Linked DNA regions of Mus musculus: regions 1, 3, 4, 5, 6 and 7 are each linked to region 2. The links are chromatin loops, found by intact Hi-C in ENCODE. Cell type or tissue: left cerebral cortex. All regions are shown on one strand. Each heading gives the region's core, and the rest is flanking DNA. Links, peaks and the distances in the headings are about the cores only.

Region 1 (4,495 bases), core at 218-4,217, 130 kb before region 2:
TTTAAATGTCACTGTTCCCAGGAAAGACATATTAAACTAAGATTAACATGATTAACTCCACAAACGAACTGAAAGCATTATCTTAAAGCGGTATCAAAACACACTTCAAATGGAAGGAGAAAATCATTGACTTCCTGAGGTGAGAGAGACGGGTGATGGTTATGTAAGACCTTGGCACATTCTGGAAAAACCCTCGAAAATGGCCTTGGTGCGGAGCTGCAATAAATGTGAAAATAAATACTAGAGAGATTTATCAAGTTTTAAATTTGCTTACCAGTATAGAAAACTGCCATTTTCTGTGTGTTGGGTCTTCCAGTTTTAAATAAGATAGTATGGCAAGGCAGTAAAAACTTTACTCTTCACCAAAGGTAGGACAGAATATATATGTGTACACACACACACACACACTCACTCACTCATTTTTACAGGTAAATTGTATGCGTAGAATGATTACATCCAACTCATATACACTTGAAAAAGCAAGGGCATTCTCATGAATGTATACTGCAGTTCCCACTATTAGAAAGAGAGAAAATAAGAACATTAATTGCTTTACATTCAAAAGCCCTGCTTCCATGAATGAAGGTTTAGACCCTACACAGGATCTTTGTTTGGTTGTGGCAGTTAGACCATGTGCCATTAACACGTAACTGATACCTGATTCTCTCTCTCTCTCTCTCTCTCTCTCTCTCACACACACACACACACACACACACACACACACACACACGAGAGAGAGAGAGAGAGAGAGAGAGAGAGAGAGAGAAAGAGAGAGAGAGAGAGAGAGGGAGGGAGGGAGGGAGAGAGAGAGAGAGAGAGAGAGAGAGAGAGAGAGAGAGAGAGAGAAAGAGAAAGAGAGAGAGACACACAGAGACAGAGACAGAGATAGACAGTGACAGAGATGGAGACACAGACACGGAGACAGGGGTAGGGATCTGTGAGGGCTTTGGGGAAGGGAAAAGGACATTTGCTTGGATGCTAATCCATTTCAAAGCCAATCTTTGAACTTCCACCAAAAGTATCTAGCCCTTCAAAGCAAGAGCAAAGTTCAGCGCTTTCTCATTTAGCACAAGAGCTGGGAGATTTGAGATGCCAAGGAGTCAACCCCCTAAATGGAGTACAGCTACCTCGTGGGGGATATGAAGAGGTAGGGAGGGGGGTCTCCCAGCCTCCCGGAATTCCTCCATGAAGTCGCAGATTGGAAATCATAAATACTGGCTATGGACATTTTGAATAATGCAGGGAGTAGCGTAAGTAATTGCCAGCGCTGATATCCTGCCTTGGACATCTCATTGCTCCTGAGTTAAAATTGGTTGTCAAGTGAGGACTCTGGGGACTGTGCAAGGTGCCCTATTCTGTCATGTGGTACATATTTAATGCTTGAAAGAACAAGGGAAGAGACACGTGCTGGGGGGGGGGTGGTGGTGAGATTATGCCATCAGTTTGCTCACTTTCCAAGTGCTTGGCAAAGGGGGTGGCTTGCAGTTCTTCCCTCAGTTGCTAGACTTGGTAAAAATTAAAATAAAAACCAGGCGTCCAGTTCATCTGTCCGTCATGTCGCTGTCAGCGCCGCATGGCAGTAGGCTTGTCTTTGTGTGTTCCTGGAGCTTTGATTACCTCCCTGCACCGCGCGCTCGCTCTTGTGCCTGCTGGATCTCTGGCCCTCTCGCTTGTTCAAGGCCTTGAACACCTGCTGGTGGCTGGAGCAAAACAGCCCAGGCAGGCGAAGGCGCGGCCAGCCCAGCAGAGAGAGCTAGAATCATTGGCATTGCTAGCACGTGGGTACCATTCTCTGCTGCTGCTGCTGCCCCGGCACTTCTCCCGCCTTGCGTTTCTCCCAATGCGATGTAGCAAGAGAGGGAGCAGGAGGCGCTTTTGCAGCGGGCGATGAAATCCTGGCAGCTAATTGCAGTCGTGGGAGATGCCCTTCAGGTAAGGCGAGCGAGGGAGGCACGGAGACACTGTGGGAGGGGGAGCAAGAGACTGGATGGGAGGGAGGGGAGGCAACTCTGGCACCAGCATCCGAGCATCCCGAAGCCCGCTGGACGGATGCTTGGGAGGAGGGCGCGCAGGGACGGGGGCGGGCGGCAGGGGGAGGAGTGTGCGAATTGACATTCGGGGCTGCCTGTGGCAGGCGAGCCGCCGCCAGCCGCTGTCCAACGTTAGCTCAGAGAAGGTGGCGGGCGGGCGTGTGCACCTCTGGGGCCGCGGATCAGAATCCGGACCTGGCGGTGGATGGAGCTCAGGGAGTCTTGAGAGGCAATGGCAGGACGCAAATGTGTTTGCAGCGAGTGAATTACACAGGGTAGGTAAGTTCAGCTCCGGAGTCCTGTGGGATACAATCTGGGATTCGCCCTGGGCTCCCCGAGGGTCCCCGAGGGTCCCTCAATACCCAGGGAGCTTAGACGGGCTGGGGGACCAGAGGGTGGATGGATTCACTTTTACCAAGTGGAAGTTCGCGGGGAACTTCCCTGGAAATAGCCATTGGCTCTGTTGAACTTTATTCCCAGAGATGAATAAGCGTTTATTAAGGACTGGTGTTACAAGACCCGCAGGCTAGGGCTGGATTTTGCAAAGAAGATGGGGCGGGGGTTGTGAATGGGCAGATGGGCCGCGCGTTTGGAAAGTTGGCACGCGCCTGTGCGTGCATGTGCAGAAGCATTGCATGTCGCCAGAGACAGGTCGACCCTGCCCATCATGCTGGCATCCTGCTCTTAGACCATTCCCGATTTCTAGATGCCAGTGAAAGAGGCATTCCACGAACAATATTGAACGCATGCTTTCTATTGAAAAAAGGAAAAATAAGCCCAGAGCTGTGCTATCTCACGGAAGAGCAGTCTTTCCTGGGAGAGCCAATGAGGGAACATGTACACACAGTGTTGTACACGTCGCTTCTTAGAACAGAAACAGTACCTGTGAAGAGTCTATCTAGCCCATCCCTCCAGCCATTACTTCCAGATGATAGGCGAAACTGAGGGTTCTGAATATTTCTTTTGACAAGAGAGCTGTGTTTTCCTGTCTTCCACTTTCGGGGGATTTGATAGGGATTCTGAACCCAAAGTTTTGTGGCAGCACCCCATTAGTAAAATGATTATATCATCAGAAGAGGTTGACTTCCGGCATCAGGCGATAGCTCAGAATTTACTCAGGGTTTACATTTTAGCCTTTCAGGTATGAGTGTAGTGTGTTTTGAGGAAGTAAGACAAATTATTGTGTGGTTATCCTATATAGCTACATAGCAAATGGTCTGCCTCATAGGCTTCCAAGCCTTTCTGAAATTCCCATAGTTTTAACCCACACAGGCTCCAAGGGTGAGAGTATCCGTGGAGGGTAGTGAGTTATGTTGGGGATAGGCAGTGTTTAAGTTTGTAGAGGGTTGTGTTCAGGTCGGTCATCTATATCGGCCACAGCTGCTCACCACCGAGCGGGCGGTGGAGAGATCCCAGCGCTTGCAAGTTCCTGTAAGAAGCCGATTCTGCTGTTCTCCTTCACTCACTCCATCCCTGTGACCTCACCTGGAATAAGCCAAAGATTTGGAAGAAGAAATTGCTCCAGTCCAGGCCTGGAAGACAGGAGGGACTCCCCCTCCTCGGCTTCCTTTCTCTCTGCCCTCACTTGTGCATCCATTTCGTTCTTTGCATTTCTCTGCCCTTATTTACTTCCTTTCTCTGAGCAGCCTTTCAGGTTGCTTCTGCTATACGTCGCCTAACAAATGTTTAGCACCCAAAGGAGACTCGGAACCTGATTTGCTTTTGCCCCGGAACACTTTGCTCATATGCAAGACATTTAGCATCAGATACCCCCACCCCCTGTATCCTGGCCCTACAGAAAGTGAATGTGCAGACTTTACTCTTCATTTCTTCTCATCCTGACTTTGGGAAAAGGCCCTGGCCCCACAGAGAGACTGTGGGGTGATGGCCGGGTGACTGGCAAGATTTTTTTTTTTTTTACCATGTAGAACTTTACTGAGATAAGTGTAGTTTTGCAGCTGTAACTCTGTATTCAAACTTTTATTTTCTCTGTTCCCTGTCTGCATTTTACTGCAGGGCCATTTTAATCTGTCGTCCCTTGGACCTGATAGATGTAACTGTCATCACTGACATAGGGCAGGTTTAACTGTAACAACAATGGAGCATGACAAAAGTCAAATGTGTTTCGTTCACTCTTCCAGAGGGCTAACTGACTATTACCCACCACAGCTTGATCTCTAGAGCCTTGCCTTTCTCTCCAGGAAGAGCAGGATGCAAAAGTTAAAGGGGATGTGAGGAAAAAGGTATGTTTGAACAGTTGCCTACATCTCAGTGATGATCACGGTATCGTCACATTTTATAACAAATGGGATATTTGACATTCATCACTATCAGAAATCCTCCACCCATTTATTGACTTTGGTTGAGAGAAGAAAATACGATTGAAAAAAATCCTTTTTCATCTAAGTACACACTAATATAGCCTACGAAAGAGTTCATGTCGTTAAGCTGCATTGATTCAGAGC
Region 2 (4,495 bases), core at 193-4,192:
GGGTGGATTCTGCAGGGAACATGGGGTGAAGTCACCCCCTTACTGATTTAGTTCCTTCTCTGGATAATATCACCTTGAATGTGCTCACCCCAGGCACATACCACCAAGGACTTCTTCCTGCACTCTATGCTTTAGTGTGTATATGATCCTGTGTATGTGCACACACGCATGTTTGTGTGTGTATTTGTGAGTAGGTGTATATGCCTGTGTGCATGTACACATGAATGTGTGCATGTGTTAAACATGTGTGTGCGTGTAAATATGTCCATGTATGCATGTATATGTGTGTATGTTTGATGCATGCATGTGTGCATGTGTGTGTATCCATGTGTATATCTTTGTGTATTGTGTGTGTGTGTATATCTGTGTGTGTGTGTGTGTAAGTATGTATATGGGGAAATGTGTGACTTGTATATATGGAGATACAACTTGTTAGAGTCATTTCTATCCATTTACAGTGTGAGCCCTACTTCAATTCATGAGGCTTAGCAGCAAGAGTCTTTCTCTGTTGAGTCATTTCTTGTCCCTTTGTTATTTTGACAATGTCCTTCGTTGGTCTCACCCACTAGGTAGACAGGCTAGCCAGTGTGTCCCCCTGACCAATTGTCTCTGCTTTACTTCCTCAGCCTTGTGATTACAAGTGTGCAGGAACCACTGTGTCCAACATTTAAGTAGGACCTGAGGGATTGAACTCAAGGAGAGGCGAGCACTCTATGGCTGGGCTATCATCCAGATGCCTCCTCCCCATTGTTTTGTCTGAGTCATGCAATTATCTCCATTCAGTGGGGGGAGACTGGAGATCATTCCAGTGGCTAAAAATCTAAAGTGAAAAACAGAACACCTTAGCTTCCACACTAAGAGTGCTGTGTGCCTGGAGTGCTCTTTGGAGCCTGCAACCTTGGTGAGGGTGTGGCTACATTCATTCCAGTGCCTGGCAGAGAAGAAAGGAGATATCTCAGAGCTGGCTTCCCCAGGCCCTGTTATGTTTTTTGCACATGGACTCCTGGAGAGAATTGGCAACTAACAGCCCTTCAAGAAGTATTCTTAAAAGCTGTGCTGAAATCATTCACCTCCTGTAGAAACAAGTGTGATTTACATCTAATATGGGTAATTACTTTTACAGTTAATTAAAAGCACTCTCATTAAGTCCCTGCTGTGGCACCAATGCATAGCTCTTATTTGCTAAAGGACCCTGGGTTTGAGCTCACCTTCATCACGGGGCTCCTGCCTGGAACAGCTGGCTCCCAGGGATCAGACCCATTGTGTTAAGCATCAGCCACCACCTTAGCTAAGGCCCTCTCTCTCTACCCCACCCCCACCCCGGCTCACACTTGTGTACACAGCTGAAATTGACAGCACTGAAGCCCTGTGACCAAAACCTTGGGTTAAAGCCAAATGGTTCCTGTGAGATCTGCATGCAGTCCTGGTGGAGAGAAGGCAGAGGCAGCATTTTGCTTGCTTTGTCTTCAGAATAGCTTTGTTTGTGAGAAGCCTTTGTGGCCCTAGGCTTTCTCCGCTTTTCTTTTTCTTCCAAAGGAAGTATCCTTTCTCAAAAATATGTTCTTTAAATCCTTCTAACATCCCTATGCCTACTTATAAGGCCAGTGTGTGGGCAGTTGAATCCATTTCTGTTGACTTTTACAAAGTTGATATGCTAAATCCCCAGCCACATGACACAAATCATAGACTCTCAGTGATCTTCCCTTTTAGACCTAAATCCTAGTGCTCCCCCTTTCACAATACCTATTGCTTGAAGGGGGCACCCTTAATATGCTAAACTTTTGTAAGTACATATTAATACACTGTGTCTTTAAGCCATCTCATTTTTGGAAAGAACATCATGTTTAGCAATTAAAACATGTAGTTATCGGAGAGTACAATTTTGAGGGTACAGAAAGATTGTTATTTCGGGAAGTTACAGATTTCAGAGATCTATCTGGTCCTTTCTGGTGTTTGCTGGTTTTGATAGTTTTTACAAAGCTCCCTTCTGCCATCTGCTGGCCAGATGTGATATTGTATGTGCTAAGCAAATTTGTGAAGGGAAGCTTTGTTGGGAGGCTCATTGAATACACGTTATGTTCTTCATGCCTTCAAATAAGTGGCCTAATTTGAGTCCTAACATTTCAGAAAAGTGGATTCAGACGCTAAAGCATCTAGCTGAAAGGGGCGATTTCGTAGTTGTACCAGCTCTTCTGGATCCGGTCTCTGAAAGCATCTAGCTGAAAGGCATATTTTCAGAGTTGTGCCAGCTTTCCTCCTTGAACAAGTGGTTTGTCAGCACCTCTCTTCTATATGGTGATGTCTTCTTCCAAGACACGCAGGACATGCCCTAAAATACCAAGAATATCAAGCCTCAGGGTTATTGTGTTTACTTAGCCTACAAATGAGACACAGTAAGAGGTGGCTAATAGTAATAGGATAGTTACAACATGCAATTTTTTCTACCAATCTGTATTTGCTACTGTTAGGAGTGAACTGAGATACCACAGTAACAAGGTGAGGAGGTAACAAGAGGGGACTGATAGATGTCCCATCAAGGCATCTCCTGTTTGCAGGTGTTTCATACCTCTGTTGAGCCCGGAAGCTAAAATGTCAGCATTAGTCTACACAGGAGGAACTCACAGTCTTCATTCCATTTGTTTGGTTTTTGAGACAGAGTCTCTAGTACCAAACTGAGGCTGGCTTTGAAGTCACTGTAACTGAGGGTGACCTTGAACTTCTGGTCCTCCTGCCTCCATCTCCCAGATTGCAAATTACAGATGGGCTCCCTCACACTCGGTTTATGCAGTGCTGGCCTCAAGGCTTCAGCTATGCCCGAGTCTCACCCACAGCTCCGCACTTGATGAGAATTGAAGAGCTGTTTTCCACACTGTGACTGACTTTAGGTCCTTGAATGAAATACTCAATATTAATGGCATCCTCTGCTGTGGGCTCTGAGACATAACCTAGGGACACTGATGAATTTGAGTGTCTTATACCAGCAACCATCTGCATGGATGTGGTCACTTCTTCATCCTCCTTGAAACTCAGTTTTGTCTTCTACGAAAGGGGAGAGCTGGGCTATATGGCCACTGCAGATTAAGTTTCTTTGTATAATATGCTTTGGAAATGGAAACAAATAACAACAACAACAACAACAAACAACATAAGCCAAAATTAGAGTTGCATAAAATAGCCAAGATGCTCTCTGTCTTGGCTTCTAAGCTCACATGCATTGACTTATTGCTTCATTTATTTATCTGTCTATTGAGAAAGGATATTAGCATGTAACCTAGACTTGTCTTTAACTTATGATCCTCCTGTCTCCAACTTACAGGAATGATAGATGAGTCCTACCATGGCCCCAGGCCCATTATATAAACACACATATACACACAAATCTCTTCATATGTTCTATATTTGTATGTCTATGCATACACGTCTCTCTCTCTCTCTCTCTCTCTCTCACACACACACACACACACACACACACACACATAAATACAGAAAGCTTTACTCATGGCAAAGGTAGGGTTTTTTAAATAGGGATATATCTGAAGCCCTTCATTGGAGTTGTTTTTAAATGAGCAATTGTTATTTTTTCAGGTCAATAGGAAAGCACAGCACACGGGCAATCAGAAAGACCTGCATATGCAGACAAAACCAGCTCCAGTACTGACTCAAGGTTTCATGGATTCTGCCCTCCTGGAGTAGGAGGACACTGTACCTGGTGTTCATGACCCCAACTTAGCTGTCAGGTCAAGTGCGAGCAGCCCGCTCTTGTCTTCTTGTTGCACTTCCAGAATAGATGATTGACATCATCAGTTCAGCATCTCAGATTTGTGGTAGGAAAGCACACGGGGCCTCAGTATGCCCATCTGCCATGGCCCTGGAACTCCTGCTCAGAAGGCCTATCTTCTCTCTGTCTGCAATCTTTCAACCACACATTTCTTTAGTGGTCAGCAGCTTAGATTTGAGTTTTAATTCTCCACAGTTACTTTGACAAATGACCACAGGTGCCTTTAATCAACAGAAATACATTCTGTCTCTCTTCTGAAGGCTGCAAGTCTGCGACTGAGGTATGAACAAGGCTGTGCTCCCTCTGGAGTCAGGAGTCCTTTGGCTGACTACAACACTGCTCCAGTGTATGCCTGTCTTTGAGTGGCCTGGCACTTCTCTCATCAAAAGTCTCCATGTATGAGAGTTGGGGCTTTATGGATAAGGTAGAATCTGTCTGTCTCATGAGCTCAGTCACATCTGCACATACCCCATTACCAGATATTATTGAATGTAGTAGTCTGGAGATTATATCTGTATCATCTGTATCTATATCTATCTATGTCTATATATGGTGAGTTATAATTCAACCATGTATAGGCCCTTTCCTCTGCACAGTGTGAGGTATCTGGGGTTTCAGTAGCACTGTCTTGTGACCTTATTCTTAGGGGACTTCATGTCCCAGCCCTTCAGAGTCATGGATTAGACTCACAGATGACCCAGGATCATTCTGTATCCA
Region 3 (4,495 bases), core at 141-4,140, 1.2 Mb before region 2:
TAAGTGTGGATGCAGGGAACTGGGGAGCTGGCTCATTCAGTAAAGTGCTTGTTCTATAAGCAAGAGGACCTGACTTCAATCCCCAGCATTCCATAAAAGTTGAATGCAGGGGTATATGTCTGTAATGCCTGAATTGGGGAGGCAGAGACAGAGGGATTCCTGGGGCTTGCTGGCCAGCCAGCCTAGGCAAACCAGTAACTGTCAGGTTCAGTGAGAGACCTTGTTTCAGACATTAAGATGGGGAAGAACTGAAGAAGATACTCAACACTGACCATATGTATCATGTGTACCCACATATGCATGTACATACACACGCATACACACACACACACACACACACACACACACACACACACACACAATCAAGTATAGAATCCCAGTTCCCTCTCAGAGAGTGGAGCTTTGCACATATAACTGAAACCATTGTGTATTTTGTCCCATTGCCCATGAGAACTCATGTTCATCTCTTTCACACTATGAACTACTGAGAACATTCTAGAAAAGATAGAACCTATACTCTTGAGATGGTGAGTCTGAAGGCCTAGAGGGTTTTTTTTTTTCCTTGTGATTAAGTATTTCCCTGAAGCAACTTTCTGGAGGAGAGCCTTATTTTGGCTCACAGTTTGAAGCTCCCACCCATTACAACAGAGAAGGCATGGCGGCAGGCAGCTCTGTGGCAGCAGGCAGCTCAGCACTGCTCGATCACATGTGTGCAGGTCAGGAGGCAGAGGGTTCAGGTTGGAATCCCAGAGAATTACTTCCTCTAGCTAGATCCCATTTCTACAAGGTTAATAGTCTCCCAAACAGCCCGCTTTCTGAAGACCAAGTCTTTGTGTGTGTGTGTGTGTGTGTGTGTGTGTGTGTGTGTGAGTATATGTACATTTTACATTTCAATGTAACAGTCCTGAGAAAGACTTGGCTGGAGTCTTCTATGGGAGCTTCTGAGCCCAAAACATTATCTTTCTCTGGGACCTCCTGGTATAATTATCTATCTGCTCCACAGCCCTGTATGAAGCTGTTTCCCAAATCTCTCACACATCAGGCTGCGTGGGTGTTGCACACATATTCATGCGCATGCGTGCACACAGGGACATAGACACACACAGACACACACACACAGACACAGACACAGACACACACAGACACACACACACACACACACACACACACACACGCACACGCACACGCACATGAATAAGTAAGCCAAATTATGACTAAAATATAAAGAGCCAGTAGTGGTCAAGAGGCAGAGCCACATCTCAGAGACTGAGGCCAGCCTGGTGTACATAGGGAGACCCTGTCTCAGGAAAAACAACAACACCCCAAACAAACAATAAGAACAACTAAATGAGGGAAAGACAGAAAACAGGAAAGGGAGTGTACCTGTTGACCTCCAGCTTCTTTGCTTCGCATCCCCCAGTGTAGGTGGATAGACCCAGCCTTTGCTCAGAACACGTTCTTCTTGAGAGTTCTCCATGTCGTTTTCTAGGCTGCTCCAAACCATTCCAAATACAGAGCCAAAGATAAGGGTGACTGCGCTGTCCATCCTCTCCCAAACTCTTTGGGAGTCTCTCCTCTACTTTCCTTCCTAGGGCATGGGGTGAGACCTGGCTGGAGACATGGCTTTGCCTCAATGGCTGTCCATTAGGTACTTGCTCTAGTGGGCGCCCAGGATTGACCCGTCACCCGCAGTGCCCATTACGGCCAGCAGAGGGCGGTGGCGAGCCAGCAGAGTTGTACAGAGCTGCCCGGCGCGGACCCGGAGTCCGAGCGCAGAAACCCCACTGCCACCGCGAGGCGGCTTGCAGCGGGAGGCGCCTGCTTCTTTCCTCATCCCCAAGATCAGGCATCGAGAGCCCCCACCTAGAGCCATGGCCAGCCCCCCAGGCAGCCCTGAAGATGCAGACAAGCTGAGAGGAGGCAGGGAGGGCCGGCAGAGGAGGGAGGACGACGCTCCGGAGCAGAAGAGGTTGAGGCTGGGGCTGCGAGCGGGAAGCGAGCCCCAGGACGGAGCCACGACACCGCGTCCAGCCCAGGACGAGCTCGACACCCACACAGGTGGCGAAGGCAGAAGTGTAAGTAAGCCCGGGCAGCTGGGACGTGGGTCAGGGCTGTGGTGGTCTAGGGATGCTTGACCATCGCCTGGGTGAAGTTGGTAACTGGGCAGCAACTCCTGCAGGCGCATTGTGCTTGCTTGGAGGGACCGACCGGGGATCTTGGATGCTTGGTGACAAGAACTGTGCTTATGTGCTGTTGATTTCCTAATAAGCTCACAAGGTGTGGCTGGTGGGGAGCAGTCCCAGTTGGACTCTGTGGCTTGCCTAAGGGGAGGCCCCCCCGAAAGGAGAAGGATGTGGGTTGCTTTAAGCAGCTCTAAGCTAGCACCCCCATTTTGGCCAGGGCTGTCAGGGTCCCTTTTTGGGACATCACTGTTTGTGTAAAACTGTCCCCTTGGGAGGGTCTCTGGGACAACAGGGCTCATCATGTCCTGCGGCGGAGTTCAGCCTGGGACCGCAGTTAGTGTGCTCTAGTCACCAGGCCCTCACCTTCCTGTCCCTTCCACATGGTCTGGGAAGTGTAGACCAGAGGCACATGGCTTCCACCCTAGTCCCCAAATTCTGCTCCTTAGCCTCACAGACAGGGACAGCCAGGCAAAGTTCTTGGAATCCGTTGGCACTTCTACCAGGCTCTGTCCCTGGCAGCCAAGGGTAAATGTTGCGTCTGTGTATGGTGCTTCTTGGGGCATGACTGGGATGGAGACCATTTGGGCCCCGGAGATTCAGCTCGTTCTCGGGACTCTCTCCCAGGTGTGATTCGGCAGGCCTTGTGCTGGGAGGCACTTGCTGTCCTTGCCGAGGCTGCCACCTTGGCTGTTTTGAATGATTAGTGGGGTTGAATCCTTTGCTTCCCCCATGCTTGCTGGGCTGGGCTTGTCTTATCAATCTGACGACTTGCTGATGAGTCTTGAGGGAGTGGTCCCTTCCTCCTGAGTCATTTGGGTGGCAGCTGGCCACCTTGAAGCTCAGTGGTCCTGCATAGGCTGGCTCTTGTATTAATACTCATGTCCCTATGGATGCTACTGCATTCTGAAGAGGGCTACAAACCCATTGGGGCCAGGTGAACAGCCTCTGAGATCCCAGTGGAAGATGATACTCGTGGACAGTTTCCTTAGCCACATGGTGGAAAGGCCTAGAAGGGACTGGGAGGAAGTGCCTGGTTCCAGGCAGAGTGGCAGTGCAGTGTCATGAAACTTTGGTGGCTTGGAACTTCCCTTTCCCCCCTTCATTTCCTGCTCAGAGACAGGACTCTGCTGAAGAATGGGATTCTAGCATCAGTGGAAGTGACCCAGGGCAGTTGAATGCCTAGCTGTCAAGGTTGAGTGCATATTCTGCCTGTCCTTAGCTGTGTGTCCTTGGGCAAATCAAATAACCTCTCTGAGCTGTAGCATCTTGATGGCAAGACGGATGTGTCAATAGACCCAGTTTCATGGTGGTCTTATTCCCAAGATTAAGTAAGACTTGTTTGGAAGAAACACTTTGAGTGGCTCTGGTATACTGTGTGCTCAATAATGTGATTTAGTGCCAGAATTAACCCTAAGGAACTAGCTCTTAGTGGGGCATCAGCATGTCCCCACTGAGTGCTTTCTGAAAAGAAAATTATTAAAAGAATTCTGTGTAATTGAGAGAAATTTGCTAAGACAGAAATCCCACTGAGCCTTTGGCAAGGAGTGTGGTGGTGGGTGGCAGGAACCCTATGGTATAGGTTTGAAGGGAAATGCAGGAACTAGACAGAAATTATTTCCTCCAGGCCTGGTCATAAGTTTCTTTTTTAGGGGTTCTGTGGCCCCCTGGGCAACTCTCCTGTCTTTAGTTTAAAGATTACCCAGGGCCTAGGGTGGCCTATAACGCCTGCCAAACTCCTTTTCCAAGTTTGCATCGTCGTCTGATCATCCAGGGACTGTTTGCAGGCTGGGGCAGGTGTGTGTGTGTGTGTGTGTGTGTGTGTGTGTGTGTGTGTGTGTGTGTGAAGGCATAGAGGATGGGAAGCAGAGAGTGAGGGGGTGCTGAAGAGACATGGCCCCTTCCTGGGGCAGCTGAGTCCCCGTCTCCACCCATGGCTCTGAGAGAATGGGTCAAGCAGAGAGCAGCACCCTTCCTGGGGTTTTGTCTTAGTGACTCTTTAGCTTGTTGAGAGTGTCACAACCCTCCTTGTTCTTTAGTGACAGGTCACTGTGGACTTTTCTCTGTATAAGCTGCTGGGCCATCAGGCTATGTCCAGACATCTTTTTTTTTTTGAAGGATAAAACGTCCCTTCTCATCTCCTGACGATCTGGTGGAGGAGGCTTCCCTGTGACTGGCTGTTCCTCTGAGTGGCTTCCTGCCTGTACTTTTGTTTATGGGGTGGAGTGGGGGTTGGGTGGTTAGTAAAGGAGACTTTTAGGGGACACCAGAGAACTCCAGGTCCCCCTGATCAGGACATCTTTCTGGGGTGCTCG
Region 4 (4,495 bases), core at 153-4,152, 600 kb before region 2:
ACTGAGACACCTCTCCAGGCCAGGCTTAGTGTGTGCTTCCCCATTGTTAGGGTAGTGAGAGCCAGGGCAGGAAAAGGGAGGAGACCAGAGAGATGACAGAGAAACTCCTATGTTCACTATTTCAAAGACATTTTCTTTAAAAATTAAAATTATACTTACTTAGTGGTGTGTGTGTGTGTGTGTGTGTGTGTGTGTGTGTGTGTGTGTGTGTGTGTGTGTGTTTAGAGGGCATCTTATAGAAGTTGGCTCTCTCCTTTCACTTGTGGGGCCTGGGGATGGAACTCAGAAACTTAGTCTTGGCAACAAGAACCTTTAACCTGATTAGCCACTTTTCTGGACTTCATAGACCTTTTCAAACAGCATGAAAACATATATTTTCTGAGAGAGAGAGAGGAGAGAGAGGGGAAAGGGGAGAGGGGAGAGGGGAGAGAGAGGAGAGAGAGGAGAGAGAGGAGGAGAGGAGAGGAGAGGAGAGGAGAGAGAGAGAGAGAGAGAGAGAGAGAGAGAGAGAGAGAGAGAGAGAGAGAGAGAGAGAGAGAGAGAGAGAGACCTAGATTAACATTGGAATTCTGAGCTACATGATAGGCAGTGGGCAAGTTCAACCAAGCCACACCTGTTTATTTAGTATCTATGATGTGCCTAAGGGCTGAAGCAGGGAGTAGAGAATGTAAGGTCTAGTCCATCTCCTGGTGGCCCTCAGATTGTTCTACTTAGTTAATTAGTTGATAGACACAAATATTTCAGCTTAGCTCTGGGTCTGAGAACTCAAGGCAAAGCAGGTCTCAATGTAATATAAGGATGGTAGGCTGTGCTTTATGAACCTGGAGGTACTTGTAAAGAATCCTGAGCAAAACAGCTACTTGTGGAAAAGCATCCTTAGAAGGGTGATGCTTGGCTATTTGGATGTATTCATTTTTCCAATCATTTTCATATCCTAAGGTAATTCCAAATTTCTGCCATACTTAACATCTCACAGGGTTGAGAGTAACTAACTCATCTGTAGAATTCACTGGACACAGCTTGTAGATAGGAATCCCGGTGATGGGGAGTCTTGGTGGGAGAAAGTAGCATGGCTCAGCCAAAGCCTTGATCAAATCAAGTGTAACTGTAGGACTCGCTCCCCAGCCTGCATCCTTGTGCCTTGCCTTCCCTAGCACCGTCAGCCCTTTGCTCTCAGCATGCTTCTCTCTACTGAACAGATCTCCCTTTTGTAGGATTGTTCTTGACCCAGCTCCTCATGTGATTCTTGCTTATCTTGTCTGTTTGGAGTTATCTCCCCCAGAAAATTGTGCCTGACTCTAAGTTGGTCATTTCCAGCAAAACTGCTATGATGGTATCTTGTTGTGTCTTTTTCTTTTGGCAGACTACAAGTAGAGATGGTATCTAATTTATGTACAGGAGGGGTCCCATGAGAAACATGAACATTGGATGACTTCAAGGGAGTGTGGGAGATGACTCCATAGGTCAAATGTTTGGCATACAATACTCATGGAAATATCCAGGCATGGTGCATGCTTGGAATTCTGACATGGGGGAGGGGGAGAAAAGAGAGAAAAGAGAAGAAAAGATTTCTGTGTCTTTCTGGCCAGCCAGTCTAGTCAAACTGGTGAGACCCAGGCTCAGTGGTTAGCCCAGTTACAAGATAGCCTATTGAAGGGCAGAACATTTATTGAACTTAACATGCATCTGGTCCTTCACTCTCTGTGTCTTTGGGATTGTGGGTCATTCTGATTCCTGGAGGAAAACAGAATCTTCAGTAAACTGGTCCAGTTAAATGTAGGTGCAATAGGAGTTTGCAAGGAGTTGGAAGGCTTCACGTGGCAGGAGATTCTGAGGGGAAGACTGCGGTGTCCTAATGGATGATTAGAACATACAAAGAGGCAGAAGGAGTCTGCATGATGTTCCAAGATGGAGGACCAAGCTATGCAGAGGCCATCCAAAGAAAATCATACCTAGGTCACAGAGCCAGAAAGAAAACCAGGTAGCCCAGAGGCTAGGAACTGGTGTTCAGGACTGCAGACCTTAGCAGGAAGACTAAGAGGACAAGAACTCAAAGGTAAAATTCGAAATGATGAAATTTGAACCTTGATTAATCAAAGGTGGGTCTGAAAATTCCTCCCCACTTCCCCCCCCTTCTTCACCTCCCCCTTCCTCGTCTCTTTCTCTCTCTCACTCCCTCCTTCCTTCTCTTCCTCCCTTCACCTTCCTTTTTCCTACATCCTCCCTGTCCTCCTCTCTCTTCCTCCTTCCCCTCTTCTTCCACCTTCCTGAACTACTATTACTATCAGTCTCAACTTTGTGTGAAAGAAACCTTGATTCTACTATACCAACGGGCAGTACTTTCCATGGCCGGTAGGAGGAGCTAGAGCTTCCTCGTTCTTTGTAACCTTAGCTGGGGGACTGTCCCCTTAGGTTGTGCGAGGAGCTGTCCAGTCAGCACCTCCCATGAGCTTTTAAAATACTTTCTGTCTGGAACTGGATAGGCCATTGTGAAAATGCAGCAGCCTGTGCTTCCCAGACAAGTAGAATGACAGTGTGCCATTGGGATAGTGACACTACTTCTATTTTAAATTGTAGTGGCTGTCTCCCCTTTCCTTTCCTTTCCTTTCCTTTCCTTTCCTTTCCTTTCCTTTCCTTTCCTTTCCTTCCCTTCCCTTCCCTTCCTTCCTTCCTTTCTCCCTCCCCTTCCTCCTTCCTTTCCTCATTTTTTCCTCCTTCCCTCTCTCCTTTATTTCTCCCTCCCTCCCTCCCTCTCTTCTTTCCTGTCTCTGTCTTCTTCTCTCCTTCCTTCCTTCCTTCCTTCCTTCCTTCCTTCCTTCCTTCCTTCCTTCCTTCCTTCCTTCCTTCCTTCCTTCCCTCCTTATATAGAGCCTTATGTATAAACCTAACTGGCCTGAAATTCAATGTGTTTAGCAGACTGGCCTCAAATTGCCTCTGCCTCTACTTCTCTGCTTCTGCTTCTGCTTCTGCCCCTGCCCCTGAATCTGCCTCTCTAATGCTGGGATTACAGATGTGAGACGCCTGGCTCTTGATAAATATTTTTAAGCCTAGTAGCAAGGCAGGCATCAGTAGTTACCTCTGACCTTTGATACTGATATATAAAAACCTATTTCTACTCCCAAATAATTAAATCAGAACCGATTCAAACTGATCTTGGTTTTTGGATTGGTAGCTTTTACCTTATTGATTATTGTAAAATTATGTATTTACAATAATAAATTAGTTCATCCATCGTCCATTTAGTGAAGCAACAGCCAGTGTCTCTGCCTCGAGTGCTTAGGTCTGTATCTTCCCCCTCAGAACCCAGGAGCAGAGCACAGAGAAGCAGTTCAGCAGAACTCACCATTAGCTGACACTTATTTCTTCTCCTGTTATTGATAACTTGACTTTAAGTTGAGAATACTTCTTTTTTAAGCCATGGCATCTCCCTGTATGGCTAGACAATTACATTTAAACTTAGCAACTCTCCTGATGCAAACAGTTTCTGGGGGAGATGATTATGATGTTACTAACCTGGATTTATGGCTTCTTTGTGCTTTCTGGGGAGGATAAGAGACTGTGAGAAAGGAAAACACAGTTGTGTGCATACAAATACATTATTATTGGAGAGTGTTTTGAGAAAGGTCATGGTCAAACAAAACCCAAAGTGCAAATAGCTGGTGCCAGAGATAGGGACCACATTGTAGGGTTTTCAAGGTTACTTTCTCAAATAAGTATGACTTCAAATTGGGTGGTTTTAATAAATTGATGGTTGTGGATAGCAGAACATTGTGTTTCCTAGATGTGGGAGGAAACTGTAGAAACAATAATAATAATAAATAATAATAATGTGATGTAGAGATGTCGAGACTAGTGAGTCTGTCATTGATGAGGCCCTGGGGTCATTCAATCTGGGAACATCCAAAGGAACACAGGGGACATGGGCTTTGCTGTCAACCCAGAAACCAGGCTGTGAGCAAGAGTCTCAGGTCAGGGGCCCATGATGAAGTCTGGTCTTTCCTAAGCTACCTGCCCATAAGTGGCAGGGTGGTACAGTGCCTTCCTTGGGAAATGAGGTAGACCTGCCAAGGGGAATCCTGGATCCTGGCAGAGGACTTGGTGATCTCCAGCAAATGTTAGAGCGGGCTTCAGGGAAGATTTTCTTGTGTAACATAATCATTTGAAATGTAAATGAGAGAGGGAGGGAGGGGGGAGGAAGAGGGGGGGAGGGCAGATGGAGGAGAAGGGAGGGAAGGAGAGAATGAAGGAGGGAGGAAGGGGAGGGGAAAGAAGATCTGGAAGAAAGAAAAGAGGAAAGAAAGAGAAGGAAGACAGGAGGGAGAAAAAGAAGGGAGAAAGAAATTAGGGAAGAGAGGCAGAAGAGAGGAGAGAAGGGAGGAAAAAAGGAGAGAAAGAATATAGAATCAATAGGGAGAAGGAAGGAGAGAGGAAGAAGAGGGAAAGAGGAAGAAAGAAAAGAGAGGGAAGGGGGGAAGAGCAGGCAAAAGGGAAAGAT
Region 5 (4,495 bases), core at 171-4,170, 590 kb before region 2:
TATGAGCTTGAAGGAGAAGAATGTTGAGAGCAGTGCAAAAGATGGAGACCTTGTTTGTGAAGTTTCATACAGAAATTCAAAGAGATCAGGACCACTTGCTATTTTGAATTAAGATTCTGTCATTCTGGTTAGTCAAGGCTGAAGACTCAGCTGGGATTAACAAGAGGCCAGAACATTGAGTGACACCTTTGTGTTACTGGGACAAATGAGGATGGTTAGCTAGAGCTAAGAAATTAATGGTGATTAAGAAGAGACCAGCATCACTGAGGTGAAACTTTGTGGGAACTGTTTCCTCAGGGCCAGCGCACAGAGGCTGTGCTCCAGAAGTGGCCAAGATTGTACCAAACTTGATAGTATAAGATTAACCCAAGTGGCACTGGTTTTGAAGGCATGAAAGGGTCATGGAGAGCAATTCAGACTTGGCACTGTGTGGCAGGGCTGGAGTTTCTAAAAAGAACCCAGAGAGGCTATTGGTGAAAGTGCAGACTAGTTCCATCAAGGGATCCCAGCAATTTTGGGGATTTCAGCACCATGGATAACCATCAAGAAGAGCAGCAGTACTGGAGTGGAGCCTAGAAGACAAGCTGTATGTGACACTGAGGGCAGAGCTGGAGAAGTGTTGCAAGCCCCCTTGGAGGAACCCAGAAGATCATCGGTGAATCTCAGATACTGGACATTGAGTTATTTACACTGTTGGAGTTTGGGTTTGATTTGTTCCGATTGCGATTGTTCCCCTGCTTCTTCCCTCTTGAAGTAAGGATGTATTTGTTTTTGATTTTACAGGATCCCACAGTTGAGAGACTGAATTTTTTGAGAGGTTTTAGGTTTTAAAAGAGTCTTTGAATTTAAAAAAAAAGGTTTAATTTTAAAGTTTTTGCATTTGTAAAGACTGTAAGACTTTTTAAGTTTGTAATATGTCTTACAATGTGATTTTGATATTGATGTGTCATCTTGGAGATGAACAAGAACAAGATGGTTGTGGCTTAATAGTGATGTGTTTGTGTGTTAAGTTGAATAGCTTTATGTAAACTTGACACAAGCTGAAATCATCTAAGAGGAGGGGCCCTCAGTTAAGAAAATGTTTCCACAAGATAAGGCTATAGGCAAGCTTGTAGGGCATTTTTAAATTAGTGATTGATAAGAGAGGGCCCAGCCCATTGTGGGTGATGCCATCCCTGGGCAGGTCATGGGCTCTCTAAGAAATCAGGCTAAGCAAGCCATGGGGAACAAGCCAGTACCCAGCCTCTGCATCAGATATGGCCTTTAGTTTACTGTCCTGTTTGAGCTTCTGTCCTGAATACCTTCAATGATGAACAGTGATATAGGAACTTAAGCCAAAAAACCTTTTTCTCCACAAATTACTTTGCTCATGGTGTTTCATCGCAGCAATAGAAACCTTAACTAACACAGGGGTACTGCTGCTTAGTTCTGCTTGCTCTGGAAAGTTAGGCTGAGAGCATCGGTGTCATGCAGGGGAAGCAGGCACACATTCCTATTCACTGCAGCATTCTGCAAGAGTCTGAGTGTGGTGTGCAGGGCATACTGGGTTCCCCATCTGTCTGTGGCAGTCACTCGTCATCACATGCTTGAGGCTGGAGCTACTTGGCTGACCACTGACTGTGCAGTGTGCACACAGCTGCTTCTTCTGTGTCACCTCACTGCCCACAGCAGCTGCGGCTGTGTTTCTTCTGACATCCCAGTGAGACATAGGTCACACAATGCATGGACTTGACAGTACTCACCTCTCTCTTGCTGAGTCTGTCTTTCTTCAAGATGTCTGTTCCTCTTTCCTGCAGACTTTAGGACAGGGGTATTATATACAGAAAGCTTGGTCTTCAGTTTTGGCTATGTCCTTGTCAGAACTCTAATACATCCTTTGTCAGGGTCCCATTCACTCCAGAGTGTCAATAGAGCTCTATGTATGTATGTATGTTGCATGACTGGGTCTATATGCACTTGTGGCATATGTGTATATGACTGCATGTGTGTGTGCACATATGTGTGTGTATGTGCCTGTATGTGAGTGTGTGTGCATGTATGTGTTGCATATAAGTGTACACTCACATAGAGACCAAAGGAAAATCTATTCCTTCCTTCCTTCCTTCCTTCCTTCCTTCCTTCCTTCCTTCCTTCCTTCCTTCCTTAAGATAGAGTCTTTCACTGAACAGCCAGCGAGCCCCAGCAATCTCTGCTTCCACAATGCTGGGATCATAAGCACATGCAGCCATGCCTAGCTTTTGACATGGGTGCTAGAGGTTCAAACTGATCTCATGCTTGCACAAGTACTGTTACCCTCTGAGCACTATATCCAGTCCCAAAGGAGGGTTTGATCAGCAATTTTTCACTCTGTTTCTTCCTCCCTCCCTCCCTCCCTCCCTTCCTTCCTATCTTTTCTTTTGAAGTAGAATCTTTCTATGCACCATAAGCTAGCCTCAAACTCATGCCAGTATCCTTCCTGACTCAATTCCTCAAGCACTGGAATAAAAGCCACCATGCTTGATGGAGGAAACTGGGTAGAGCAATGGATCCTAGTCTAGAACCGTGGGGCTTCCCCTACTTCCTCAACCCTGGTTTGCTAGGGATGGGGTTCTTAAGGTTGAAGAATCTGACCTTACTGGAACCTGACCAGCTCTCTTCACAACAGTTCCAGACACGAGGCTTACATTCTTCTGCTTGTAACTGAGTTGATGGATTAAGGGTGAAGGGGAAGAGCCCAGTGTTGCTGCAGATGTCCAAGGAAGGAGCCGACAGCCTGGATCTCGCCAAGGAGCTCTGCCTGCTGAGGATGCTGTCAGCGGCCATATGCACTACTCTGATTGATCAGCAGAGAGAAATGCTTGTTTATTAGAGTCATTATGAAAACGTGACAGCAGGGTGTGGAGGAAGCTGACTCAGCACTGTCTGCCCTGGTAGAACTGGGAGTGGGCTTGTTCCTCTCTTGATTCCGGGGCTGTTGGCTGAGTTCTAGACTATCTCAGAGGCTCTGATGCTCGCTCTGCTCACGGTCATGGCTTTACATGGTCAGCACCCTGACTCAGGTTTCTGTGGTTGTAAGGGATGAACAGTAAGGGAACAGATGCTAGGAGACCTTCCTGGAGTGACAGTGAATACAGTGCACAGGCTGTGCCGATTTCATGATGTGCCTGACTTTATTTTGAGAACATACAGCCAGTGAGGTCTGGCTGGTGGAGCATAGCTGTAACCCCAGAGCTCAGATGGCCAATTCAGGAAGACTGTAGAGGACTGTAGCCCAAGGACAGCCTGGGTTACGTAGTGACTTCCATGCTAGCCCAAGATTGTATCCCAGGAAATGAAATCAAAACCCACAAGGCTCTGCTAGAGGCTTCTACCAAAGTTTTGGGATTTGGGGCTGGATTGGAGTGGAAAAAGAAAGCCCTTGCTTCCAAAGGTGTTGCTGCAAAGACCTGGGCTAATAGAGTTATTTCAGACTTGCGAAAGCTTCAAGAGTGCACAAAGACTGACTAGGAGCAGAGATGAGGGAGGATAAAGGGGGTGCGAATTCTGCCACTCTGCAGCTGTGGAACCCTGTGAAAATTACAGTAACTCTCTGGGCCACCATTTTGCTCCCTAGTATAGACTTAGTTTGTCTGCCACTCCAAGACATATGTCCCTAGAGTGTCCCCAGATATCAAGGGAAGCTCTTTACCCATGTGTGTACTCTGAGGACAGTTAGCATATGGGTGGTGGTTTGAGGGAGTGACTCACTCATTTCCTGTCGGAAACATGTAAGTCAATATTAACCTCTTCAAGGCATAATGAAGAACCCTCCACTTTGCCCTGTAAAATTCTTATTCATGATGAGGAACATTGAAGAAAGGAGTGTTACCCCTAAGTTTTAAATGGCAGACCTCATATGTACCCTCAGTCAGAGACCATGCCACTCAGACTCAATGTAAGGGAACCAATAGAGCCAAATGTCATACACAGAAAAAAGTAAAACAGAAAGCCGTTGGAGAGAAAGCAAGGACGTGAAGGAAGTGGGGTTATGGGGAATTCACCCTCCCTGCCCTTATGTGCTCTGGTGACACTGCTGAAGGCTATGTTGCCCACTGCTATGTGACTGAGAGATGCTTGTGTATGTTTTTATCAGATACTCTGAGCAGGGGCATTAACCATGTTCCCTGATTTACAAAGCCTGTAAGAAAGCTCATGTTAAATTCACAGTCTGATCTCTCCAGTGCACAGGCCCAGCGGCACGAGTTCTGTCAACTACATTTGGTTCTCTTACTTTATTAAATTTTTGATGCCATGGTTCATTTTTTAAAACAATCTCTGTAAGGCAGGGAGATGGTTCAGTCAAGGACCCAAGTTCAAATGAACAGTGTCCACAGTAGCCTGGCACATGGTGAATATCAGTAACCCCAATAATTGGGAAACAAAGATGGGAGGACACGTAGGTGAGGGCAGCACCAACCAGAAAGTCTAGCCTAAGTACCAAACTCCTGATTGAGTGATAGAACTCATCTAAGAAGTA
Region 6 (4,495 bases), core at 348-4,347, 450 kb before region 2:
AGTGCTCCACACACCCCGAGAGTTGAATGTGGTGGCCCTTGTTTGTAATTCTCTATCTGGCTAGGTAGAGGCAGTAGGATCCCTGGGTAGATAATGTAGCATAGCCTAGTGAGCGCCAAGCAAGAGAAAACCTATTTCAGCAAACAAGCTGATGAATGCAGTCTGAGACTAACCCTGGGTCTCCACATACATGCACATGCTCTCACATATTTCCTTGCACACAAAATCCTGCTCAGATTTCCAGCTGTTCTCCTGTTTGTGAATCCTGCAAGAGTAATCATGGTCTCTAACCTCAGAGAATCTTGTGAGAAATTCAGCAGTGCCGGGTACTTAGAGCAGAAGCCAGCCATCTAGCCATGGCGTATGCACAGCGAGTGTCTGTCAGTCATGGTGACAGTGTCAGCAGCACCAGCAGCATTGTTAATGTTTGCTCGTGACAATTCTTAGATCATTTTTTCTGTTTGCAATTTGTCCTAGATATTACATGGATGATGAGTTGGAACCAGATAAACATGTATTTAATTTTCTTAATGAACAAGGCATAGAGTCCTGTAAGCTGACTCCTGTTCACACCTTGGTAGCCCCTGCTTACGTGTGAAGCTGTTCCCAGCAGCAATCTCACTGGCAGTCACTGGCATGGGAATAAGAAACATGGGCATTTTCTCTGCTGCGGTGTCCCTAGTGATCGGTGCATATGGTTTTATTTGGCTAATGTTGAAGAAATGGTGGTAATTTTCCAGTGTGTGTGGAGGCACCAGCTTCTCTTTGTTCCCACCTGCTTATCTCAGTAGTTGAAAATGATACAATGTCTGGAATGATCTGGACATTTTGGAGAATTCCAGATTATTTAAAGATTTTACCTAGTGCAGATTTTCTTTCTTGATAGAAAAAGTAGATAGAGAAAGTAGATAATGGAATTTCAGCCTTTCTTGTTTTCCTAAGAAATGATTGTATTGTGTCTCCTCTTCCTCATGTTTTTCCTATCCCTCCTCCTCCTGCTCCTCCTCCTCCTTCTCCCTCTCCTCCTTCTCCTCCTCTTCCTCCTCCTTCTTCTCCTCTTCCTTCTCCTCCTTCTCCTCCTCCTTCTCCTCCTCCTCTTCCTCCTCCTCTTCCTCCTCCAGCTCCCTTCCCTCTCGTTCCTTCTCCTGCTCTGCCTCTTCCTCCTGCTCCTCCTCTTGCGCCTCCTCTAGCTCCTCTTCCTCCTTGTCCCTCCTTTTCCTCCTCCTGCTCCTGCTCCTTCTTCTCTTCCTCCTGCCCCTCCTCCTCTTCTTCCTTCTGCTCCTCTTCTTTCTCCTGCTCCTCCTGCTGCATCTTTTTTCTTCTCCTCCTTTTTCTCTTTTTCCTTTCCTTTTCTTATGAGTTAGTGTCTCATACGGTACCGGCTGCACTTGAATTAGATGCGTGGCTAAAGATCTCCTTGAATTTTTGATCCTCCTGCTTCTTCCTTACAAGTGCCCAGTCTACAGGCCTATAATCAGTCTGAGCAAAGCTGGGATGATTCCAGGACTTTTGTGTTTACCAATAAAGCACTCTAGCAGCTCACCTACAGCCCCAGACCCAAGTTGTGTAATTTTTAAAACCAGAATAACGCTTTCTCCCTGTATTTGGTCATCAATCTCATCCAGTTGCTCTCACTCAAATCTACAGCCCTCCTCTGCTCGTTACCTACATCTCAGATTATCTTTTGTTGGTATTTTTCATATCAGTCTGTCTATTAGTTTGTGAATTTGGAATCAAGGGGATGGTTTTTATTTGTGTTCATGTATGTGTCTGTATGTGGGTGCATATGTGTGCCTATGTGTGTGCACATGTGCATGTGTTTATGTGTGTAGTAGACACATGTGCTCTAGTGTGTAGGGAGAGCAGAAGTTAATGTCAAGTGTTGTTCTCAATTACTTTCCATCATATTCTTTTTCGAGACAGGATCTCTCTGTGTACCTGGAGTTTAGCAATTCACCTAGACTGGTTGTTCATGAGCCCTCGGACCTACCTGGCTCTGTTTTTTTAGCATTAGGGTCCCAAGAGCATGTACTTTTACAACTGAGCCATCTCCACAGTCCCCGTGGTTTTCTTTTTATTCTTCTTTAAACACCACCTGAAGAGACATGCATAGTAATTTCCATATCGATTCAAGGACTGTATTACAAAACATAATGGTGGAGAGCCATTGCAGATTTTGTTTCTCTTTCTATACAAAGTAGAAGCTGAGACTCGTGCCTGTGACTGTTACCTCAGTAAAATATAAGGATGCTAGAAGGAGAGGGTGTGATGTGTGTGTGAAGGGAGTGGATAGATGTCTTTGGATAGGAGCTTCCTTTCCATCCTGGGCTGCTGTTGCCTGTCATGAGACTTTGCCTCATGAGGATACCCACCTGAAAGTATCTCCAGAAGCCCAGACTCACCGTTGTGGACACTGTTCACAGGTGTCATCTATTCTTCAAATCTGGTGGCTGGGGCTACGTGGAAATTCATGACCACAGCCACATCTATCTAATTCAGGCAGGACTTGAAATAGATCCTGAATTTAGGTAAGAATCAGAACAAAAATAAAAATAGAAGGAGGAGGAGGAGGAGGAAGAGGAGGAGGAGGAGAAATGTCTTTACAAATAAAAGTCTTTATGCATTTATCCTGAAGATGGAGCCATTTAGCATTTTGGATACTTTGTGATTTTAACATTTTATAACCTTAAATTCACACTGGTATCAAGACATGAAAACAGATCTTAGTTTTTACCCTCTAAAGATGATGATCACCATTTACAAATAGAAAGGAAACTGCCATGATTGTTTGTTGAGGGTCATTAAAGTCTGCAGAGCAGCCTGGCTGTGACCTTGTCTTTAATGACGAAGGTCACTCAGTCTTGTTAGCATCTGCTGCCTGTATCTGGACTCCGCTTTGTTTGCTGTTTTCCAGAGATATTTAGAATTCTCCTCACTGATGGCTTGCTGAAGGAGAGGCCTTTTATTATCAGCAAGGTTAAGGATCTTTCCCTGAGCCAGGCTCATGCTAAGTGGGAGCTGGACCTCTGAGTGATACCTCAGCCTCCCCAACAAGTATTTAACATCAGTATATGACACTTATTTCAACTTCCCTTGTTTGGGGTCCTGTCACCGAATCACTAGGCCAGAGTGATATAAGGTTATCAGATCTTGCTTCTTATGTAGCCCCAACCCTTGCTACACCGGTGCTTTCTTATGTAAGCCCCCAAACTAACCTTAACTGATCTCCTTAGCAGCAGCCGCTCAGTTTTACCTTATGAGAAAAGGAGAAATAGGTACACATCTGCATTCCTGTCCTCAGTAGCCCTCTGTGCATAGAGTTAATGGTCCTCCCATAGAAAGAACAAAACACTAAATGAAGAGTTTCCTAGAGAATGCCTGCACTGAGGAGGATGGAAGCAATATGAGTGTATCGCCCTACAGCTGGCTGGACACCAGCTTGGCAGATGTGTGGATGCTGTTGATGATAGAAGAAGCACATCTTAACGCAGAAGGTGAGAGTCCATAGGAAGTCTAGGAATTTAGGTCTCCCGAGGGACCCTTAGAGCAATTGCCATACAGGGATACAGGAGTTGTATGTTCTATCACCTATTCAAAGCTGATCCTGCTAGTTGTGTACCATGTAAGAATTTTCTTGAAAATAGGTATTTTGGTGGCTTGATTCCCTCCCCTTTCTGAGAGGCTACTGTCTGCAGTTCCCCTTTACATATTTGCTGTGCCCGTGCTTCAGGCTTTTCCTCTGAAGCAGGCTTAGCCCTCTGATGAATGGATATTGGTTATGGACTGTTGGGTGTTGGACCATGGGGAAATAAAGGGGAGTGGGGGGAGAGATGTCCCATGTCCCGACAGAGCTCAGAAAGACTGGACGGGTGGACATGAGAGTCTGCCATGGGACCTGACGGAACTGCCATAGGACAGGCATCAGGCTGTATTAGGCTGCTCGACCCCGCTGGGTGTGTGTGTGTGGGGGGGGGGGTTGTGGAAGGAGCAGTCTTGGCCCTGACTCTAGGGAAGGCTCCAACTCTCCGACTCTCACCACAGACTGCTGGATACTGCAGGAGAGTCGATTCTGGGGTTTCTGGGTCTCAGACATCCCAGACATTGCAGAAGAGCTTAGAACAAAATGGGGGACCCGGGAGCAGCTCAGTCAGCCCAGGAACCTGAAGGGAGAAGAGGCAGGGGGAATGGTGCTGGGTGGTTCCCGCACTGGTGAGAGTCTTTGGTCCAGTCTGGTGGCTGGAAATGCTGGGAGGCCTTCCTGCAGGAGATTAGACTTAGCTCTTTAGGGGAAGGCTCCAGTATGGCGAGTCTAGATGAAATGAAGCAGTCCATGGTTTTAGACCTTTATTGTAAAAAGCAGAGAGAGAGAGAGAGACAGAGAGAGAGAGAGAGAGACAGAGAGAGACAGAGACACAGAGAGACACAGAGAGACAGAGAGAGACAGAGAGAGACAGAGAGACACAGAGAGAGAGACAGAGAGTCAGAAAGAGACAGA
Region 7 (4,495 bases), core at 273-4,272, 460 kb before region 2:
AGAACAGGGAGGTCTATCTGATAACTGGGGGTGACTTGGTGAGTGATAGCATATACACTGGCAGGTAGGTGGCCTATACACTGGAGAGTAGGTGGCATATGCACTGGTGGGTAAATGGCAGATACACTGGCAAGTAGATGGCATATACACTGGCAGGTACGTAGTCTATATACTAGCAGTTTGGTGGCATGTACACTGGCAAGTCTATACACATGTGAGTAGGTGATCTATGTTGGTCCATACACTGGTGGGTAGGTAGCATATACACTGGCAGGTAGGTTGTATGTAGTTAGTGGATGATTAGTGTACAGAGCATGAATACACTGGTCAAGGATGGTCCAGGTCCTAGGTGGGTGGGGCAGCAGTGAGTAACACCTCATCATACACAGTGGTGTGTAGTGCTTACGAATAGTTCACCTCTGGAATCTTCCATTTAGTATCATGAGTGTTGTGAAGCCCAGAGGTCTGTGTCCAGTGTCTTACTTTGCTTTTCTTCCATTTTTATTTATTTATATTTTTAGACACAGCTCCATCACCAACACTGGAGTTCTCTTTTGGATACACAGGCTGACCTGCAAGTCTCCAGGATGCATCTGTCTCTGCCTTCTCCCTCTTCCCAGTGCTGAGATTAGAGATGCTTACTACCACAACAGGGCTCTGATGTGGTGCTGGTGATGCCTCTTCTGATCCTCATGCCTGTAAAGTGATCATTGTGCCCATTGTACCCATGTACATGACCAACCCTGCACTGAGACATCTTTCTGGCCTCCATTATTATTTCCAACATCATGTGGCAGAGGTATCTGAGATGCCTAAAAGGTTAACCATGAAGGCCCCTTCCCCAGTGCTATTGAAGGGAAGGGTCCCTAAATGATCATCTAAAACCAATCTTTTGATGCTCCCACACAGGAGCGAGACCACTGTGAAAGAGCCTTGGCTCAGATAATGCTGCATTGTCAAGGGCCCTGTCATTTCTGTAACTTTTTCTGGTCTGTTAGCCACAGGATCTCTCTTCATCCCAATGACTTTGATGATTTTAGTAAAGGGCAGATGGCTGGTGTCAGCTGAGGAGAAAGAGTGCTGCCTGCTACAGCATGGACACAGCCTTGAAAACACACCCAAGGAAAGCTGAGAAGGCCACTGTACCCCTAATAGGTCTCTGGTAAGCCATGGGCATCCATTCATTCAGCCCCATGTGTGATCAGAGGCAAGCTGCTCAGGCTGTTACTTGAGGCAGATTAGCAATGCCAGAGCCACTGATCTTGAGCTGTTTTGTAATCATGGAAGCTGACCTTCAGCCACTGCCAGGCAGTTTGCTAGACACAGTTTGAACATAGGACCTCTAGGAGGTTAGAAGATTCTACCCTACATGTTTGAATCCAACGCAATGGCATCTTCTTAATGAACAGTGAAGGATGTGGGTAGAGAAGACAGCATGAAAGTTTGAACTTTAAAAATAAGAGTTTAGAGATGCTGTGTTCCTGGGTGACTGGGGAAGTATAGGAGTTTGCTAAAAATCCTTTGGGGAGCAAGAATTTAGGTGTGCTCTGTCCCTGGACTCTTATACAGTAGTTTACTAAAATCTCCTTGGGAGTCTTCGATGTTAGGAGGTCATAATCCAGATTACAAGAGAGACTTGGAAATAGGTGTTGCTTGTTTGCCTTTTTTTTTTTTTTTACCAAATTTTCTTTTTGGTGTAGGCCCTGGAGACTGGGGCATGTATAGCTCACTCTTCAGGGGTCTCCAGAGTCTGAGAGAGTGCTGCACAAGTATTCAATCTGCTATAAACAGCTGCGGAGTGAAGGAATTAATAAAGCCACTCAGAACTCCAGGTTCCTTTTCTCCTCTGAGCCCTTGCATGCGTCCTTATGCATCGCTGGTGTGAAATGAACATTTGATGATTAATTATACATCAAAGCCAAAAGATATAACAAATGCCAGCAAACATTGGCAGGGTGGTGCTGTGAATTCTCAGACCCCACTTTGTGGGTCTCTGGTTTTCCCTCCCTCCCAGCTCTGTCTCAGTATGCATGTACCATACATGACATCGGGAGAGACAATTCTGTGTGCTTCCTAACCACCCTGAGGACATACGTTGAAAAGATAGCCCATGCCAGTACACTAGTCATGAATGTGTTCAGTTGTAGTTCATTTAAAGTATCTCCTATTTTTTTGGGGCCTTCCCATTATTTCTAGTTCTCCATTATGTGGGGTGCTTCCTGACTTTAGTGAATCCCTCATGGTAATCCTGGCTCTGTGGCTGGTCACTGTAGCTGTCCAGGAACCAAATTCATGCTGACTTTGGTGGGATAGTGTGCCAGTGACATCGTGGAAGTGATGTGACTTCTCCTATTCCTGTGACTAGTCAGTAAAGAGCTTTAAGCAGGAGGAACTGAGTTTGATCCTCAGAACCCAGCAAAAAAAAAGCCAGTCAGGAGGCCAGGGAAGTGGCTTAGAAGCAGAACCACACAGGATGGTCTGAGGTTATCCCTGGTGATGGAAGGAAAGAGAAGATGCATGGAAGTTTTCATTGCCCTCTAACCTCCGTGTGTGTGCCTTGGCACCTGCAAGCCCACACATACACACAACCATGTACATGAATAAGTAAACATCTTTTAAAAAATTAGATATTGTGACACACACTTATATCCAGGATCTGAGTAGACAGACAGATGGAGTCCTGGGCTTCCCAAGCCAGCCAGCCTAGCTTCCTTAGCAAGCATAATCCAAGCCAGTGAAAGATCCAGGGAGACCAGTGTAGGCCTTCTGGATTCTCAGTGAGCCAACTCCAGGTGTGAATGAAATAATGAAATGGGAATGAAATGAAATGGGGGAAAGGTAGAGGTTTGACTTCAGAAATTTGCCCCCAACCCTGTGTCCCTGACTTCCAATCTGTCCTCATTTCCTCTTTGTGTGTGTGTGTGTGTGTCTGTATGTCTCTGTGTGTGTGTGTGTGTGTGTTATTTCTCAGGTGCTGACTGCCTTCATATTTTGAGACAGAGTCTGTCCACTGCCATTTAACTGTCCCATTAAGCGAGGATGGATGGCCAGTGGGCCCCAGAGATCCAGCTGTCTTTGTTTCCTCCAAGCTGGGGTGACAAATAAGTACCCCATTTTCCCATTCTTGAGATCACAGGTCTTCATGTTGCATACCAAACACTTAAGCAACTGAGCCATCTTTCCAACCCCTGAGTAACTTCCTATTGCTGCTACAATAAATTGCTGGGAAAAGTGAGTGACTAGAACAACATAATTTTTTTTTTAATCTTTTGCTTTGGGGAGTCCGAAGTCCCTGGAATTCTGCTGCCCCTGGTTAGTGGCATGGCATTAGTGGACCTTAGTTACTTTCCGTGGAGCCCAAATGGGGACATGCTTTCTTACATCTCAAGCTTCTGTGGGCTTCCAGCATTCCTTGACTTATGACTGCATCTTCTTCCAAGTCACGAACTCAGCGTGTCTCAGTGCCTTCAGTGCTCATGAGTCTCTCTGACTCCAGCCCAGAAAGGCCTTCCATGTCATAGGATCCATCTAGTCACACTGTGTTCCCTTGGATTACCTGAACCTAAGATCTTGCCGCTGAGCACAACAAACTTACGGGTTCTGTAGCTTTGGACATGAACATATTTGGGTGTGAATGGAGGTGAACACTACCTTATTATAACTGTGAATCCCCAACACCCAGGAGTATGCTTGACAGAAGGCAAACATTTTCTCAAGTATTTATCAGAGAAATGACCTTGTGGATAGATACATGGCTTCTGGGGTGCACTGCAGGATTCCTGGAACATGGACCAGATCCTGGCTAACAGGATACACAATGTACAGGCACAGTCTGTCTGCTCAGGGGGATCAAACACAGAAGCCAGTGCTCCAAGCACCACCCACCCTGCTTTGCTAGTGCAGTCTCACTGCTACTCCTGTGCCTCCCAAACCCTCTTAAGGGGAAAGAGGCTTGGAGACAACAAGGCTCCCACCTCTACCCCTCACAGGGCCTTTTATAAATTAAGACTCCAAGGGAAGTTCTTCCCTGTTCTGGCCACTGACTCTCTCACTCAGTGCTGCCCAGAGGTTCCCATGCTTTAGGAACTCCCGAGATAATGCAGGCAGAGGGCTTCCATGGATGACTGCTGGGTTCCTTCCTTCTTCTAGTCTTTCTCTGTCTTCACCCTGCCTTCATGTTCTCTATTCCTCCCCCACTTCCTTCTCTCTTTCTTTCTTTGTACCTTCATCCCTCCCTGACTTCTTTCCTTCTCTCTTATTTTCTTTTCCCTCCCTCCCTCCCTCCCTCCCTCCCTCCCTCCCTCCCTCCCTCCCTCCCTCCCTCCCTCCTTCCCTCCCTCCCTTCCTTCCTTCTTTTTGCTTCCCCCATTTTTTTCACCACATCTCTTCTGTCTTCTAGCTCCCTCCTGCCTTGAGGACTGGAATGACAAGTGGCTGAGCTTCTCCTTCGATTTGCCTATCTGCTGCCTCTTGCCCTTTCTCTCCTGGATCTGTT

Evidence for each region. Hi-C counts contacts between places; a loop is a spot of excess contacts. Peaks named below come from ENCODE experiments on the same cell type or tissue, not always from the same donor. Only the 100,000 strongest peaks of a DNase experiment are listed, where the experiment ranks them.
Region 1: a loop joins it to region 2, with 4 times the contacts of the local background. A loop is called at or near these places in 2 of 42 quality-filtered maps.
Region 3: it touches region 2 in a loop (6-fold over the local background); 6 of 42 quality-filtered maps call a loop at or near these places.
Region 4: it touches region 2 in a loop (3-fold over the local background); 9 of 42 quality-filtered maps call a loop at or near these places.
Region 5: a loop joins it to region 2, with 8 times the contacts of the local background. A loop is called at or near these places in 9 of 42 quality-filtered maps.
Region 6: a loop joins it to region 2, with 4 times the contacts of the local background. A loop is called at or near these places in 5 of 42 quality-filtered maps.
Region 7: a loop joins it to region 2, with 2.9 times the contacts of the local background. A loop is called at or near these places in 5 of 42 quality-filtered maps.

The regions. Positions count from the first base shown.
Region 1 is chr16:6,346,923-6,351,417 of GRCm38, forward strand. It overlaps a transcript of Rbfox1 not described here. Among named protein-coding and RNA genes, the nearest start is that of Gm36824, 240 kb to the left of the region's middle. In left cerebral cortex, for the core only: a CTCF peak has its summit at 1,722; DNase peaks (open chromatin) are centred at 1,884, 2,102, 2,687 and 3,322; H3K4me3 peaks cover 2,810 bases; H3K27ac peaks cover 2,348 bases.
Region 2 is chr16:6,478,542-6,483,036 of GRCm38, forward strand. It overlaps a transcript of Rbfox1 not described here. Among named protein-coding and RNA genes, the nearest start is that of Gm36824, 370 kb to the left of the region's middle. In left cerebral cortex, for the core only: a CTCF peak has its summit at 2,005 (motif pointing left); DNase peaks (open chromatin) are centred at 868, 1,476, 1,634 and 2,001; H3K27ac peaks cover 1,071 bases.
Region 3 is chr16:5,305,070-5,309,564 of GRCm38, forward strand. It overlaps Gm52265 (a long non-coding RNA gene), which reads right to left and starts at 1,595. Exons shown (of 3, transcript XR_003951975.1): 1 at 1,384-1,595. It overlaps Gm41414 (predicted gene, 41414), which reads left to right and starts at 1,769. Exons shown (of 3, transcript NR_169081.1): 1 at 1,769-2,075. In left cerebral cortex, for the core only: a CTCF peak has its summit at 1,712 (motif pointing right); a DNase peak (open chromatin) is centred at 1,719; H3K4me3 peaks cover 748 bases; H3K27ac peaks cover 172 bases.
Region 4 is chr16:5,879,630-5,884,124 of GRCm38, forward strand. No RefSeq gene overlaps it. Among named protein-coding and RNA genes, the nearest start is that of Gm52234, 64 kb to the right of the region's middle. In left cerebral cortex, for the core only: a CTCF peak has its summit at 2,362 (motif pointing right); a DNase peak (open chromatin) is centred at 2,381.
Region 5 is chr16:5,892,840-5,897,334 of GRCm38, forward strand. It overlaps a transcript of Rbfox1 not described here. Among named protein-coding and RNA genes, the nearest start is that of Gm52234, 51 kb to the right of the region's middle. In left cerebral cortex, for the core only: no CTCF peak of the experiment used is centred there; no DNase peak of the experiment used is centred there.
Region 6 is chr16:6,028,836-6,033,330 of GRCm38, forward strand. It overlaps a transcript of Rbfox1 not described here. Among named protein-coding and RNA genes, the nearest start is that of Gm52235, 49 kb to the right of the region's middle. In left cerebral cortex, for the core only: a CTCF peak has its summit at 2,639 (motif pointing right); a DNase peak (open chromatin) is centred at 2,330; H3K27ac peaks cover 924 bases.
Region 7 is chr16:6,022,921-6,027,415 of GRCm38, forward strand. It overlaps a transcript of Rbfox1 not described here. Among named protein-coding and RNA genes, the nearest start is that of 1700123O21Rik, 50 kb to the left of the region's middle. In left cerebral cortex, for the core only: no CTCF peak of the experiment used is centred there; no DNase peak of the experiment used is centred there.